Linked DNA regions of Homo sapiens: all the other regions are linked to region 4. The links are chromatin loops, found by intact Hi-C in ENCODE. Cell type or tissue: endothelial cell of umbilical vein. All regions are shown on one strand. Links, peaks and the distances in the headings refer to the core of each region. The heading gives the core; the rest is flanking DNA.

Evidence for each region. Hi-C counts contacts between places; a loop is a spot of excess contacts. Peaks named below come from ENCODE experiments on the same cell type or tissue, not always from the same donor. Only the 100,000 strongest peaks of a DNase experiment are listed, where the experiment ranks them.
Region 1: it touches region 4 in a loop (4-fold over the local background); 22 of 110 quality-filtered maps call a loop at or near these places.
Region 2: a loop joins it to region 4, with 3 times the contacts of the local background. A loop is called at or near these places in 36 of 110 quality-filtered maps.
Region 3: a loop joins it to region 4, with 2.1 times the contacts of the local background. A loop is called at or near these places in 15 of 110 quality-filtered maps.

Annotation. Positions count from the first base shown.
Region 1 is chr9:94,928,053-94,931,595 of GRCh38, reverse strand. It overlaps AOPEP (aminopeptidase O (putative)), which reads right to left. Exons shown (of 17, transcript NM_001193329.3): 7 at 3,065-3,171. AOPEP-AS1 (AOPEP antisense RNA 1) reads left to right here. Exons shown (of 2, transcript NR_147614.1): 2 at 2,733-3,543. Among named protein-coding and RNA genes, the nearest start is that of AOPEP-AS1, 16 kb to the left of the region's middle. RefSeq lists enhancers at 1,495-1,995, 2,712-3,500, 3,501-3,543. In endothelial cell of umbilical vein, for the core only: no CTCF peak of the experiment used is centred there; a DNase peak (open chromatin) is centred at 2,045; H3K27ac peaks cover 1,649 bases.
Region 2 is chr9:94,803,760-94,807,302 of GRCh38, reverse strand. The region is part of intron 5 of AOPEP (aminopeptidase O (putative)); the gene reads right to left. Among named protein-coding and RNA genes, the nearest start is that of MIR2278, 4.4 kb to the left of the region's middle. In endothelial cell of umbilical vein, for the core only: no CTCF peak of the experiment used is centred there; DNase peaks (open chromatin) are centred at 862 and 1,382; H3K27ac peaks cover 1,332 bases.
Region 3 is chr9:94,951,410-94,954,952 of GRCh38, reverse strand. All of the region lies in intron 7 of AOPEP (aminopeptidase O (putative)), which reads right to left. Among named protein-coding and RNA genes, the nearest start is that of AOPEP-AS1, 7.6 kb to the right of the region's middle. RefSeq lists a silencer at 2,211-2,440. In endothelial cell of umbilical vein, for the core only: no CTCF peak of the experiment used is centred there; a DNase peak (open chromatin) is centred at 2,232; H3K27ac peaks cover 1,046 bases.
Region 4 is chr9:94,865,999-94,869,541 of GRCh38, reverse strand. All of the region lies in intron 5 of AOPEP (aminopeptidase O (putative)), which reads right to left. Among named protein-coding and RNA genes, the nearest start is that of MIR2278, 58 kb to the right of the region's middle. RefSeq lists a cis regulatory region at 3,337 and an enhancer at 3,253-3,422. In endothelial cell of umbilical vein, for the core only: no CTCF peak of the experiment used is centred there; DNase peaks (open chromatin) are centred at 1,511 and 2,141; H3K27ac peaks cover 2,394 bases.

The DNA.
Region 1 (3,543 bases), core at 512-3,011, 62 kb before region 4:
GGTCTCATTGAAAACAAAATCTGAGAACAAATTTTTACAAGTCTGGTTCTTCCTTTTACTTTCAATAACTTCCAGGTTCTCTGTGTCCATTTAAGGGAGAATTCTAGGGGATGGGAGTAAACGAAACCTAGACTATATAATTCAGGGCAGGTTCGGAAACATTTCCTCCTCATTGTAAGTACATCTGATAACAATATTTTCCTTATTGATGTGCAATAAGCCTTTCAAATGCAGTCAATTCATGGTTAGCCTAAATTTAGGCAAACAAAATTTCTGAATACGAAGACAAAGAAAAGCAAATGCCATAAAAAACTGTCTAGTACAAAGGTCTAAAAATACTAGATTGTTCTCCCAACTCCACACACAAAGGAAAAGATCTTGGCCATCAGAAGCTTGGTTGACTCAGGCTCCAGGGAAGCCAGAGATGAGGCCCTCCTCATGTGTGAACTGACTTCCCAGGGTGCAGTCTAACTTGCTTACAAGTTGGAAACACAGTTCACCAAAACTCACATTTACTGAGATGCCCCTACCCCACTGAAGGACTATGGTTATGCAAAACCAAAGGGATCAAAGGGACTAAGAGACGTAATGGAAATGACCTCTTAGGTGGAGGGACTGAGCCTTTAAGAGGTGAAGGGATTTGCACAGTGAGGCAGCTCGCAGGTAAGCATGCTCCTGGGCGCCCTACCTGAAAGCAAACCTCTCTGGCCCTCATGTCCCTCTGCTACCTTCCCAGTCTCGCTTCCTGGGCCAACACACCCCCTCTCACAGAGCCTACAGTTACCAGCCCCGCTTCCTGACTTCCCATCCATGCTCCTGTCCACTTCAGCCTGACTTCCTTCTCCATCACCCATGTAGTCCCACTTCTCTCTCTTTCGCCCCTCTTCATCCCCCAGGCAGCTTCCAACATCAGCCACTCCCACCTGCTTGCCTCAGCTTCTTTTCTGGCTTCCATGGCCCCTAGTGCCCTGGTTTTCTCTGGGGAAACACATAATGGTTTCCCCAGAGTCCTCTGTTGGCTCCCCCTCTTCCTCCTGACCTCTTCTCTCACTTTCCTCTCTCCCTGAGGATTTCACTGTGTTCAAGATTTAAAGGGTTTTATAGGCTGAATGTTCCAGTCTCTCCAGTGAGCTCCTGAATTGTAATCTCCAAAGTTCATAATATTGAATATCTATTGGTCATCACAAACTTAACACATGCAAAGCTGGAAACTTCATTTTCCTTCCAAGCTCCTCCTCATGTCTTTACCATCACACAAATGGGATCACCATCTACCCAACTGTCCAACTCAAAAACCTCAAAGTCATTCTGGATACACTCATTTTCCTCTTCTCCACATTCAATCAACCAAAGACCTGCCCGTTCCACAGCCAAAACACATTTCAAATAGGTCTGCGTCTTGCATCTGTCACAGGCACTCCAGGGCCTCTTGCATGGACTACTGCAAGGCTGCAACCGTTCTCCTGGCTTTCCGTCGGCTGCCTGTGGTGCTCTCCACACAGCAGCAGAGCAGCACCGTCCAAATACTGAGCAGATCATACCACCTTCCTGCTGAAGGTCCTGGAGCAGCTTCTGAAGAACTTGGGGAAAGACTCGTGTGACCTGGCTCCTGCCTGCCTCTCTTGGCCCCTGCCCTCAGTCCCTTTTCCAGCCACACTGCCCTTCTTTCTGTCCCTAAGGCACATGAAGGCCTTTCCCACCTCAGGCAGGCTATGCACAAGGCAGCTCATTTTCAGAGAGAAATTCCCCACCTCCTTATGCGCCGCCCTCCAGTTAGTATGGACATCACCGAGCAGTCTGCTCACAGTGCTGCGCACCACCTGTGACCGGCCGGTACCTGTAGCCATGTCCCTGCTAAGTGGAAGCTCTGTGAGAGCAGGGGCCATGTTCACTTTGGCCATAGGAGTAGCTGTCCTGCCTGGATCAATCAGCATTGGCCAAGAGAAAAGATGCTGGAACAATGGCTTTGGGGCGGGAACACAGGTCTCCTGGCTCCTGGCCCGCTCCACTTCCCTCCGCTAGATCTCCTTTCCGAAACAATGGATGAGTCAACTTGGGAGTCCGCCTTAGCGTGCAAGCGCAGGGAACTTTGCTGTGGGAAGGGTGCAGCTTGCCATACCCCAACATTCTGCAGTGCTGCACAAAAGTCCCAGCCAGCTCCCTCCCTGGGGTGCATTTGCGTTAGGCTTCAGTCACAGTCAGGCGAAGTGGGGGTGTATATTTAAAAACAAACAACAACAGCAGAACCATCCAAGGCAGGCCTCTGCCTGGGAAAGTAGATGGGCCTTCAGGGCGGCCATCTAAGAACAGGCGAGGAGAGGAGCAGTTCCTGGATGGCCATCCCTCCCCACCTGTTTGATGGCAGATTACCAACATCTGACTCTAGTGGAAGAGGAGGGGAGGTGATGGAACCTCCTGTTGCCATAGCAACCACAGTGCTCCCGGAGCCTAGGTACCAGGTTTCAGATAAACATTTCACAAAGAAAAGGAGCAAAGCAGAGAGGGACAAACGTGGAAAAATGGCATGAAATAATCCTGCACATGCCACAAGCCACAGTCTACAAACAAAACTCAGGAGCTGGCCATGGAATCCTGCTGCACAGGGGAGCAGCAGAGGCTTCCTGCTGGGCTACGATGGAAACAAAAGGGCCCATTGACACATACATCTGTGACCACTAAACACTTAGGAATCAATATTTTCCTAAAGATTTTTTTCCCCTTTGGCTTTATAGGTTTACTGTCTGCCAGGCTGCCAAACCCCAACCCTCGCCACATCCGCAGCCACCACGTAAAGTGACTGTTAGAACTTCAAACGAAGGATCTGACCCCCGGAAATGGCCTCATGCTAGTTTTTTCCTAAACAGTCACCAGGAAAATGACGGAAGGCAAATCGAAACGCATGCCCTGAAAGACTTAGAACATAACCATCACATCTGGGGGACAAGAAGCCCACCCCAACTTAATTTAAAAAGGAAACACAGCAGATGTCATCAGTTGGCAGGGAGGTGTCTTGAAGGAAAGAAGGAGGGGAATGAGAGGGCTGTGGATCACCATGCAGCTTTACCTTAACACCTGCATCTCCTCGGGGGAGCATTGCATCTCGTCCTGGAGGCGACGCCAGCGCAGACAAGCCCTCAGCTCCTGCTGCTCCCGGGCCTCATAGGGGGCCAGCTGCTCAGCCACAGACACACAGACACACATGCACAAAACACAGTCACTGTTGTGGTCCTGGTGCAATGGCTCACTTTGTTTCAATGGGGGACAAGATAGCCTGCCCCTGCTCTCACCTTGCTTCCATCAGAAACCTAAAGGCCACTGGAGCCTCTTAGTGCCTAAAACAAAAAACCAACCGTGCACGCTCGCTTGTGCTGCTGGCCGTGGAGCTGGGCCTGCTGTTTGGCGGAGGTCGCCTTGTTCTGGAACCCACCCATCCCACCGACACACACCTGGTCTGGAGAGAGTGGGCTTCCCTTGGGACCATTTCCACTTTGATCTGTCCTCTTTTCCTGCTTTGTCTTTCTGCACAGGATGGGGAAGGCCCCA
Region 2 (3,543 bases), core at 433-2,932, 62 kb after region 4:
ATCATGGTATAATGATGATAAGATGCTACTTCTCGATCTGACAAGCAACACAGCTGTTTAATGGCAAAAAGAAGATTCTAGTTAACCCAAAAGCTGTGAGTTCACTCTGCCTGTTGCTCCAACAGAAGAGAGAGAGCCTGGCCCCCAAGAACTCATGTGATCCAGGAATTTGCCTGGTATCCAGATTCTATGGCTGCCTCAAAGCCAGCCCACAGTGAATGCTGATCTTCAATGATATCTTCACTCACAGGGTCAGTATGGTTTCTGTGTGGAGACCCTAAATCAAGCACTCACTGCCTTAGAAACAGTTACACATCAGCCTTGCCTAAGTCTGGACCACCAGACTCTTGACAGCCATCACAAGATGAGGCCATTTTACTTGTCTCCCTGACTTCCTGCTTCTAAGTGACTTTGGGACATTATATATCCTCTTAATACCCGCTCTGTAAAAAATGGAACATACACACACATTCTCACTACCTACCTTGCTTAGTACAAAGTGGTATTGTCAAGACGAACAAAATAATCCTGGCCAAGGGCTTTCAGGGTCCCAGAAGAACATCACTTTATGAATACCAGTTACTATTTCAGGAACACAAAAATGAAAGAACCAGAACACATTAGAAGGGGAAAGCCCCTACCTATAACATAGGACGCAAATAAAGTCAAATAATTTTCTCAAGAAGGATAATTGAAATAAAAGAGAAAATGGAGAAAGTGAACACAAAGAAAGCAACAAAGGGGAAGCACACATGGGCATAAATCACCTTGCATGTGCCTCACAGCTCACAACTCATTCTGTTTGTTCATCTCTACAGCAACAGCAGGGTTGCCAGTAAACAAGGGATTAAAATTTTACAGAAAAAAAGGATGGTATGAGCTGCTTTCTATCATTCACACCCACCTGTTTGAAAAAGCAGAGAAGAGTTATACCACACAACAGGGGAAAGAAATGCCCATTCAACATCTTTTTAAAAAACAATCCATGCAGAAAGAAAATTGAGAATTTATTAAAATCTGAGAAAGAAACGACAACAATAACAAGAAACAAAACCCACACACAAAACAAAAATATGCAGCACATCGGAGAAAGTAGAGAAGTTGGCAGCCATGGTGAATTCAAAGGCATACTAATTTAAGGCTCAAAATCTGATTCCTGAGGCAAAGAATCACTATGGCTGCATCTTGCCTTGAAATCAGGGGGTCACATCCCCTGAAATCTAAAGAAGGATTGTTTAAAAGTAGGGTGGTTTTGGTTTGAGGGATCAAAAATTCAAGTAAAGCCAACAAAGAACAAACAAAGAAAAATTCTCAAAGCTGTGAAACCTTGCTACTTAAGATAATGACAGAAATTTATGACTGCTTCCTTCCCCAGCAGAAAGGAGCATAATTAGAAAGCTGAAAACAACAGGCCCTTTGTACCAGCATGTTATGTTTTGCTTATTCTATTACACATTGGCTGGGAGATAAGAATAAACAGGACAACACCCTGTCTAACCCGGGAGGAGGGAGTGGAGGAAAAGGCTGGTTACATTCATTCTTGGGCATGTACGTGCATACCGTTTATTTGCAAATTGAGGTACTTAAGAAAATTGTGCATGCAATAGTCAGGAACTAGTATAAACATTCAGAAGTCTTTTATTGCACAATCAAACCTTTTAAGAATAAGCCTTGTGTAATAGGGAGCTTTATAGTTTTTCCTCATAGTGAAGCATGTTGTGAAGATTTTAATAATTGATAATTTTTTCTATGGTCTTTAATTGTCAATCCTATTTTCATTCAGTTGTTGTTGCTTTTTTTAAAAAAAAAAACAAAAAACAAAAAACAAAAAACCTTTCAAACTAGGATGAGCAAATAAAACTAGGATGAGACACAGCTTCCCTCTCTGTGACCAACGATGTCAAAAACCCTTGCAAAGAATCAATCAACAGCTGCCAGGGGAAGAAAACGTGGTGATCTGAGACTTCTCCCTTCTCTACAAAGGGACGGTTGCCCGTCTGGGTGCCAGGTGTTCTGATAGCTTCAGCCATGGAGAATTCTGCTCAAGAACAGCAGCTGCTAAGCCAATCAGGTTCTCATTAGCCAGTCGGGAGATGGTATAGGTATCTACGGTCCCAAGAAAAAAAAAAAAAAATTTGATCTCTTCCCATAACCCGTCTGCCTAGAATGATGGACCTGACTTAATCTTGCCATTTCTTAGTGACTCACTTGCTCCTGGCACCCAAGCTCACTAAGAACGGGGCTAAGGAAAGCCATTTTAAGACCTCACTGACCTGCCACCATCCTGGCCTTCATTCTACTCCTCCAACCCATGAGAGTGGTTCCCACCTTGAGGCCTGTGGACCGGAGTGCTTTTCCACCAGATGGTCACAAAGCTGATTCCTTTTTATTCTTCAGTCTTAGCCCAAATGTCACCCTTTAAGGAAGCTTTTCCCTCTCACCCTAACGATGCTATTGATTCTCCCACTGTGACACTTACTTGATTTTATTTTCTTCATAGCATACATCTTAATTACTTGTTTCACGTACACTAATTTTCTCCCCTGACTAGAATGTCCATTTCATAAGGACAGAGGCCTCCTCTATCTCGTTCACCCTTGTAGGCTTTGCATCGTAAGTACTATCTGGCACACAGTATACGCTTGATAAATATTTATTGCAAGAATAAATAAACAATAACCAAATTATCAAGATTATCTGGTATAGAACAGGTGGGGAAAAGCTCAAACAATCTGTCACCTGTCATCGGCCACACTATAGTCATTTTTTTCCCCTCAATTTTCCCAGTGGGATGAAGGGTGAAGATGCATGTGAACAGCTGAGCCATGAAGCAGAACTACACAGCACATGGTTTTTTAACTTCAGTGCTCTTCACAGAAAACCACTCTGAAATAAGTTGCAAGAGATTCTTGAAATTCAAATACAAGGAAAAAAAAGAACATATATGGACGACAGCTAGGTAGTTCTGCCAACCTAACTATGCCATGACATGTAATTGTGAACTGCTGAGAGACAAATGCAAAGCAAAGCATTTCCTATACACACATACAAAGGTAAGATTAAGGTGTTAATTTTTAAGCAACTGTCATATGCCTGGTTCTAGAATATGATTCCATTAACGTTACTGCTGTTATAACAGAGAGTGTAAGTGTGATGATGAGCTCCTTTCATTATTTCTCAAAATTAAGAAACTAGGCTTGCCAGTCAATCCCCAGCAGAGACTCTGAGAACATACGAGGACACAATGAAAACAGTAGAATATTAATTAAACCAACAGGAAGAGAGCTGTGTGTACTTCAGAGATGCATTTTAAATGCATGCATATCTTCATACAGACATCATAGTAGTCAAGTCAAGAAATGTATACTTTACGGTTCCTGATATGGCAGATTCAGTCTTCATGGAAGGCAAAAACACAATGAAACAAAAACTGAAAGCCCACACACACCCACTGAGGAAAGCATCTGAAAGGCAAACTAGTGATTTTTCTCAGCAAAGAATTAAAGTCCCTCTCCCCTGGAACAGTGATTTGGAAAAGGACCA
Region 3 (3,543 bases), core at 711-3,210, 85 kb before region 4:
ATCCAAAATTAAAGTCTGCCAGACCCTCAAGGGTTCTAAGCTCTACTATAAATTATCTAAGAACGTATACCCTTTTTTGATGACAGACTGGGAAATGCAATGGAAAATGAAGCTTTACTTGGAAAAGTAAAGAACTTATATCTCTTTCAAAAAATTTTGAAAGCCTCAATGTTATCCACTTCTCTGGATTTGCACTTAGTAATTAAGGCTCCTTTAATAAATATTTGTACTTTCCACCCATATTAGAATTACAAAAAAAGGTCATAGAAGCTCATGTTTTTAGAACAGGTGGGAACATCAAGAATCACATACTTCAACTTCCTCATTTCACACAAGGTAAACTGAGGCACACAGACATTAGTTCTACAGTAAGTTTGTCCAACCCACAGCCCATCCATGGGCCACATGTGGCCCAAGATGACTTTGAATGCAGCCCAACACAAATTCATAAACTTCTTAAAACATTACGAGATTTTTTTGCGATTTTTTCCTTAGCTTATCAGCTGTCGTTAGTGTTAGCTTATTTTACACATGGCCCAAGACAATTCTTCTTCTTCCAATGTGGCCCAGGGAAGCCAAAAGATTGGACTGGATAGTCACGGTCCACTCAAAGTCTTTTTTTTCCTTCGAGTCAGGGTTTCACTCCCATCACCCAGGCTGGAGCGCAGTGGTGCGATCTTGGCTCACTGCAACCTCTGCCTCCTGAGCTCAAATGATCCTTCTGCTTCAGCCTCCCAAGTAGCTGGGATTACAGAAGCCTGCCACCGTACCCAGCTAATTTTTGTTTTTTTCTGTAGAGATGGGGTTTCGCCATGTTGGCCAGGCTGGTCTCGAACTCCTGAGCTCAAGCCATCCGTCCACCTCAGCCTCCCAAAGCGTTGGGATTACAGGTGTGAGCCACCACGCCCAGCTTTATGCCTTGTTTTGATTTGTAGTGACATTAGGACTGAAACCAGCGACTCCTTATTCTCCATGAAGATCTTTTCCACTGTGCTATTTGGCTTTAAAATTTTAAATATTTTAAATAAAATGTAACAGATCCTTTGGGCCATCTAGTAAAGATTTGTGCAGTGTTACAGTATAGCTTCAACAGCTGAATCAAAATAAGTGAGGAGGTATTTACAGCTTTCGGCTGTTCTAAAACCGGCCACTCACTGGATCAACACTGAGGAGTGTTGAGGTGAAGGAAGGCAAGGAACCACGAGAGGGTTGGTGCATCAGAAAAGCAAGGGGTTATTTTAAAAGGTAGTGTGGTGGTGCAGAAGGTATGCAGCCTTTGGAATATGAGACCTAGTTTAGACTAGCAGCCTTACTTCTTACTACCTGTTACTTACTAACCTTCATTTACTCACTTGTAAAATGGGAATAATCCTACCCACCTTCCCTGATCCTGCAGAGAATAACTGAAATAATACATTGCAAAGCCCCTAGCAAGGGCCAGGGATACAGAAATTACCTAATAAACTTAATAAAATATTCCATTTTAGCAAACAGGATCCCTGATTAAGTCTTAGCTGAATACTCTGGGACATTATCCCAGCAGACACAAGGCACAGAATCAGCAGATACCTAAAGGAAAGATGATGATGAAAACCATCAGAGCTAACTGCATACTTTTCATTTTTCTACTCGATCCCTGACTTACCTACATGCCCACACTTGTAAGAATAACTAATCCATTTCATCTTCATTTAAGACTCCCCTGAAAAGAATCAGCTTTTTTCACTGCTCTCAGGTTTGTCCTGCCATGCAATGTTTTTGTAAGAAAGCCACACTAGCTTTGATAAGGAAAGCCCATCACCCACTGTCTGGGGGAAGGGAGACTTCTCAAGAGTCAGTCTGAACTCAAACTAGGTTGCCCAGCCCTAAGACAGGCAGAGTTGCCGTGCGTCTTTTTTGCCCTTGAGCCCTGAATTGAGACTGCTCGAAGGGGAGGAACACAGAAGAATGATGTAAATCTCTGCTCAGAAGGCTGGCTTCCAGGTTCCAGTTCCCAATGACGCCTTCAGTTGCTGTTTTTTCCTTTGCCTAAAAATGTCCTTCCCGAAAGCATCCCTCTCTAACTCTCTTCTTCCATCCTCTCCAAATGAAGAAGTGCTCAAGAAAATTCTTCCTGCTGACAGCATTCAAAGCCAATATACAAGTCCCCAAGAGATTCCTTTGATAGCAGCTTGCTGCTGGAGAGGGCAGTGCACAGGCAAGCTTTGCAAGAAATCAGAGGGGGTGGTTTCTAGGAGGAAATGACACTCTATGAATGGAAACAGGAAACTTCCATCTCTGTGCTACTCTGGTTCTCACAATGCTACTAATACCAGGTCTGCGTAGAGAGACAAAGTACCGGAGAAAGCAGATGAACTACAACCACACACAGTAACACAGATGACTCTCACAGGTCAGCCAAAGAAGTCAGGTCCACGAAGTGCACACACACATGTACAAGTCCATGTCAATGAAATCCAAGAACAGGCAAAACTGACCTATGGGGATAGAGATCAGAATAATGGTCACCTTGGGAGGGAGTGTTGACAGACAGCAGAGAAACAGGAAGGTTTCTGAGATGCTGGGACTGTTCTATAGATTGATCTGAATGTACTTTCATGGGGATAAATCATAAAAATCCTTTGAGCCATCTAGCAAAGACTTGTGCACTTTAATGTATCTATGTTATGTTTCATTTAAAAACTTAAGCGATGCACGTACATGAAACAGCATACACTTGCGAGCAGGAAAGGCCATCAGTCTAGAAAAGGGGCTTTGCCACTCATGTGCCACTGGCACACGACTAGGATGAACTAAGCCCTATGCACCTGAGGACCAATGCAAAATTTTTTTTAAAATGACAGTGTGAGAGGCAGGAAGGGCTGTGGCAAATCCAACTGGTCGGTCTACTCCCATTCTCATTTGCCTTCTTCCTTGCCACTTGTATGACTGAATCTGAAAAGCTAATGCTCATTTTCTAAGTGTCTCTTGCAGCTGTGGCACTTAGTCCAGGCCAAAATGAAAAAAGCAGATGTCTGCTGTGATTCCATGCTGGGTGGGGTTCTGGGAAAGCTTTTGCTTTCCTTATAAAGGGGGAAAATGTGACTGCTACCGCACCTCTTCCCCACAAGCCTGGTGGATGGAGCAGTGATGGCCATCTTGCAACCATGAGGCAGCAAACCAGGATTCTGTGGAGAGCAGAATGGACTGAAGGAAGGCAAACAGCCTTTACTATCATCATGCTGCTCCTGGCCAGCCTGGGGATGCCTGCCTTCTGACTTTGTATTGTGTGTGAAAGATAACTACCATTTGTTTAAGTCAACCATTGCTTTATTGCTGCAATAATTGTAGCCAGATTCGTTTCTAACTGGACTAGTACTAACAGCTAACGTTTCCTGGTTATCCTCTGTGCCAGGTACTCAGCCAAGCTCTTCTTATTATGCATCACACCCTCTTCCCTCATAAGATCCTGATGAGGCCACATCCTGTTTATGCCCATTTAAAAGTTAAAGAAAGTGAGTCCTAGAGAAGACCACAAAACTGGTTAGTGGCAGAGTCGAGGTT
Region 4 (3,543 bases), core at 639-3,138:
CTTTTCCAGCCCACATTCCGCCCAGACAATGGGCTGAGTGGAAACTCAATACAACAGATAAGGGTTGATGACTCAAGTCTCCAAACAAATTTTTGGTTAAATACAGCCTCAAAAGCTAATCACTACATGCACCCCACCCAAGCTAGAAATAGGGCATTCACTAACAGTCAACAACTTAAAGGATCAAAAACTTGGAACTTCAGACACATAAAATTAAACTGGACACAAAGGCTATTGCCACAGCAACATGGACAAATTTTTAAAACATACAGCAAATGTCTTTATTTTTATTTATTTTTTATTTTTATTTTTTGAGACGGAGTCTTGCTCTGTCACCCAGGTTTGAGTGAAGTGGCGCAGTCTTGGCTCACTGCAGCCTCTGCCTCCCAGGTTCCAGGGATTATCTTGCCTCAGCCTCCCAAGTAGCTGGAATTACAGGTACACACCACCATGCCCAGCTAATTTTTGTATTTTTAGTAGAGAAGGGGTTTCACCATGCTGGCCAGGCTGGTCTCGAACTCCTGACCTCAAGTGATCCACCTGCACTGGCCTCCCAAAGTGCTGGGATTATAGGCGAGAGCCCCCATGCCTGGCCAAAAACATACAGTAAACGTTTTGAGAGGAAAAAACAAGCTGCAGGTTCCTAATGACACTGTCCACATTAAGTTTTAAAATATGGCAAGCAATACTAAATACATTCCGAATACACATGAAGTAAAATAATAAAGATACACATGAGAATAGAAAATTATAGTGGTTGCTGGGAGAGGGGCAGGGAAAGGAATGAAATCAGGGAAGGTAACATAGGGAGCTTCCACTGCATTGGCCTGTGTAGTCACAAGGCCCCACTCATCCCACACTTGGTTTAATGATCTGCTGTCACTGTCTTGAAACTCCTGTTAATGTTATCTTTGGACCTACGCTTTGTAAGTGAAATCTGATGCAGCAATGGAGCATGCATGGGAGCAAAGAAGCTTGGTGCAAAATGAAAATATGGGACACACAAATTATGTGTGTCTGCCACCATTTCTCACCACCTCATCCATACTAGCAGTCAAAATGCCCATGAACAAAGAATTCCAGTGGACCCTCAATGCACGGGAATTCGGTGAGACTCAAAGTGAGTACAAGGTAGCCGTGTTACATCTAAAATTGAAGAAAATAGATGTTCTCAAGTCAGCAAGCACAGTCCTTGAGATCAAGTGATTTGCAGGTATGATTACTCCCAGACAACTGCCTTCCCCAAACTGGTGAACTGCACTATTTCTGGTACATCTCAGTCTGGAAAGAAGAGGAAGTCACCTGTGGCCTCCAAGCTGCTTTACTAGGGAATGAGTGACACAGGCCTGCTATCCCAGTTGTTATGACCATTCGTGCTAAAGCAGCCTAGGAATTAGTAATTTTGGTCAGTTGTTTTAGTCAGCATTGGATTCGTTCATTTGCAGCTTTGGAATTTTTCTTAGTCATCAACAAATCTTTAAATTGGTGGTCACTGTCTGTAGGCAAATCTCCAGAGTGTTCTGTCAGAATGGAAAACAGCCAGGGGAGCATGGGTTGAGAAAACAGGAAGGATTTATATTATAAACATGTTACTCTGTCCGGCCTCTCATTTTCCTGGCTGGTCTGAAGTTATAGCTTTATTTGATACTTTGACATGGTTGAAATGAAAGGCAACTGGCTTAAATTACCTCGTTACAGGGAAGTGACTGCACCAGTATATAAGAAGCCAGGTTTATTCACCAAGAAATGTTCCCTGATATTCCGAATCAGAACAGATCCTATCAGGGCTGGGAAGACTTTCTGAAGAATGATAAGGGGTGCTGACTACAGTTTCATTCTAACTTCAGGCCAAGGTGTTTGCAAAGGGAGCATTCAGCTATCCTGGCTAGAAAACTAGGTGTCTTCCAGTCAGGAAAAGAGTCTGACAGAATAAGAAATCAGAAAGAAAAGCAAATCTACTCTTCAGTGTATGAGGTGAATGTTATCACTGTTTTAATGTACATTCAAATAATATGGGCTACGCAAAGTAGGAAGAATGCCTCAGATACAGTATTTTCTTTCCCTCTGTGAATCGTGTGGAACAGGCAGACTTATACGTGGACTGCTGAGGCTGACACTGAAGTGACCTCTGAAAGCAAACAGGCCAGGGAAACTGTTACGTAAACTGAAATGACTAGACATTCCAGGCCACCTCGGCCGAGAGTGGGCCGTGCTGACTACAGCCTGGTACCTGGAAATAGCAAGTACTTCTAAACAGAAAGGGGATAAATGCAAATCTTCTGTGATTTTACATTAAGCGTTGTATAAAATTTTGTTAAGTGAAGGAAATCTAAAACACTTCAAAATTTCAGAGAAAAGCTTTATAAACTTGATAGGTAATAACAGAAAGGCTTTGCTGTTTCAAATCTGAATGGTAGGAAGTAAATTTAATCAAAATAGCAGGCAGCAGACTGAAAAGTATATAATACAATATGGACTAATGTGTCATTAGCTCATCTTCACTGCAATGAGATTAGCTTCCCATAGCATCATAATTAGATCTTGGAATTTTGCTGGGTTAGATTTATGTCCAAATGACATACAGCCAGAAATAAGTTTCATGCATTTCACACCAACATTTTGACTTATTTTAAATAAGGCTGCTATTAAAAAATCCTCACATTTTATAAACTGATTATGAGTCACCAAACTCTTCAAAATCCCTTAAGTAAACAGTCTAAAAAATCCAATTTGAACACTGGTTACATTGATGCTGGCTGTATTTTTAATCAACCAATAAGCTTTATTTGTAAAACCAAAGATTTGGTTTGAAAAAGACTTATATTTGATGTACTTCACACCAAAAATTTCCATATTCAAATAAATTGTTTTTATAAAAATCCTACAATTCTATATACTGATTGAAATCATCAATCTCTTCTAATGCCTTTTCTTAAAGTAAACAATCTAAAATTTTGAAAGGTAGCTTCCTTGATGCTTGAAGCTACCTTCAAATTTTAGATTTTACATGTAAAGCCTATTAGTTTATTAAAAACATTATTATGATTAGTTTTTAATGAACTAGTAGACATCATTTGTAAAATTTAAAGTTTGGTTTCCAAATGCCAGGAGGCCTGGGTAGAATCATCAGAGAGGAGTCCTGTATTTCCTTTGTGCATGAGAGTTAATAGGATTAGGGCTGGAAGAATTGAATAAACCCTGAGCTGGTTAAGATGGATGTATCACATTTCAGAGTCCCCATTTCATAACCGGCATGCCCCACATTTCACAAAATAAAACACGCTGGTGAGCTTATTTAAATGATTCTTCAGAAATACACTGATTTCAGAAACTTGAAAAGGGCACGCATGTCCATCTCCCCCTTGAGCCACATGGCTCTTTGTGTGCTCGGCCCTCCTGGCTTCAGGCCGACTCCTGCTTCCCAGTCAGTGACTCCTTGCTACGGTCTGGTTACATGGAAAAAGAGAATAAAGACTTTTGTGTTCGGAGAATTTCTGTACGTAAATTAATAGTTTCTAATTTTCACAATGATGCCATTTGCAA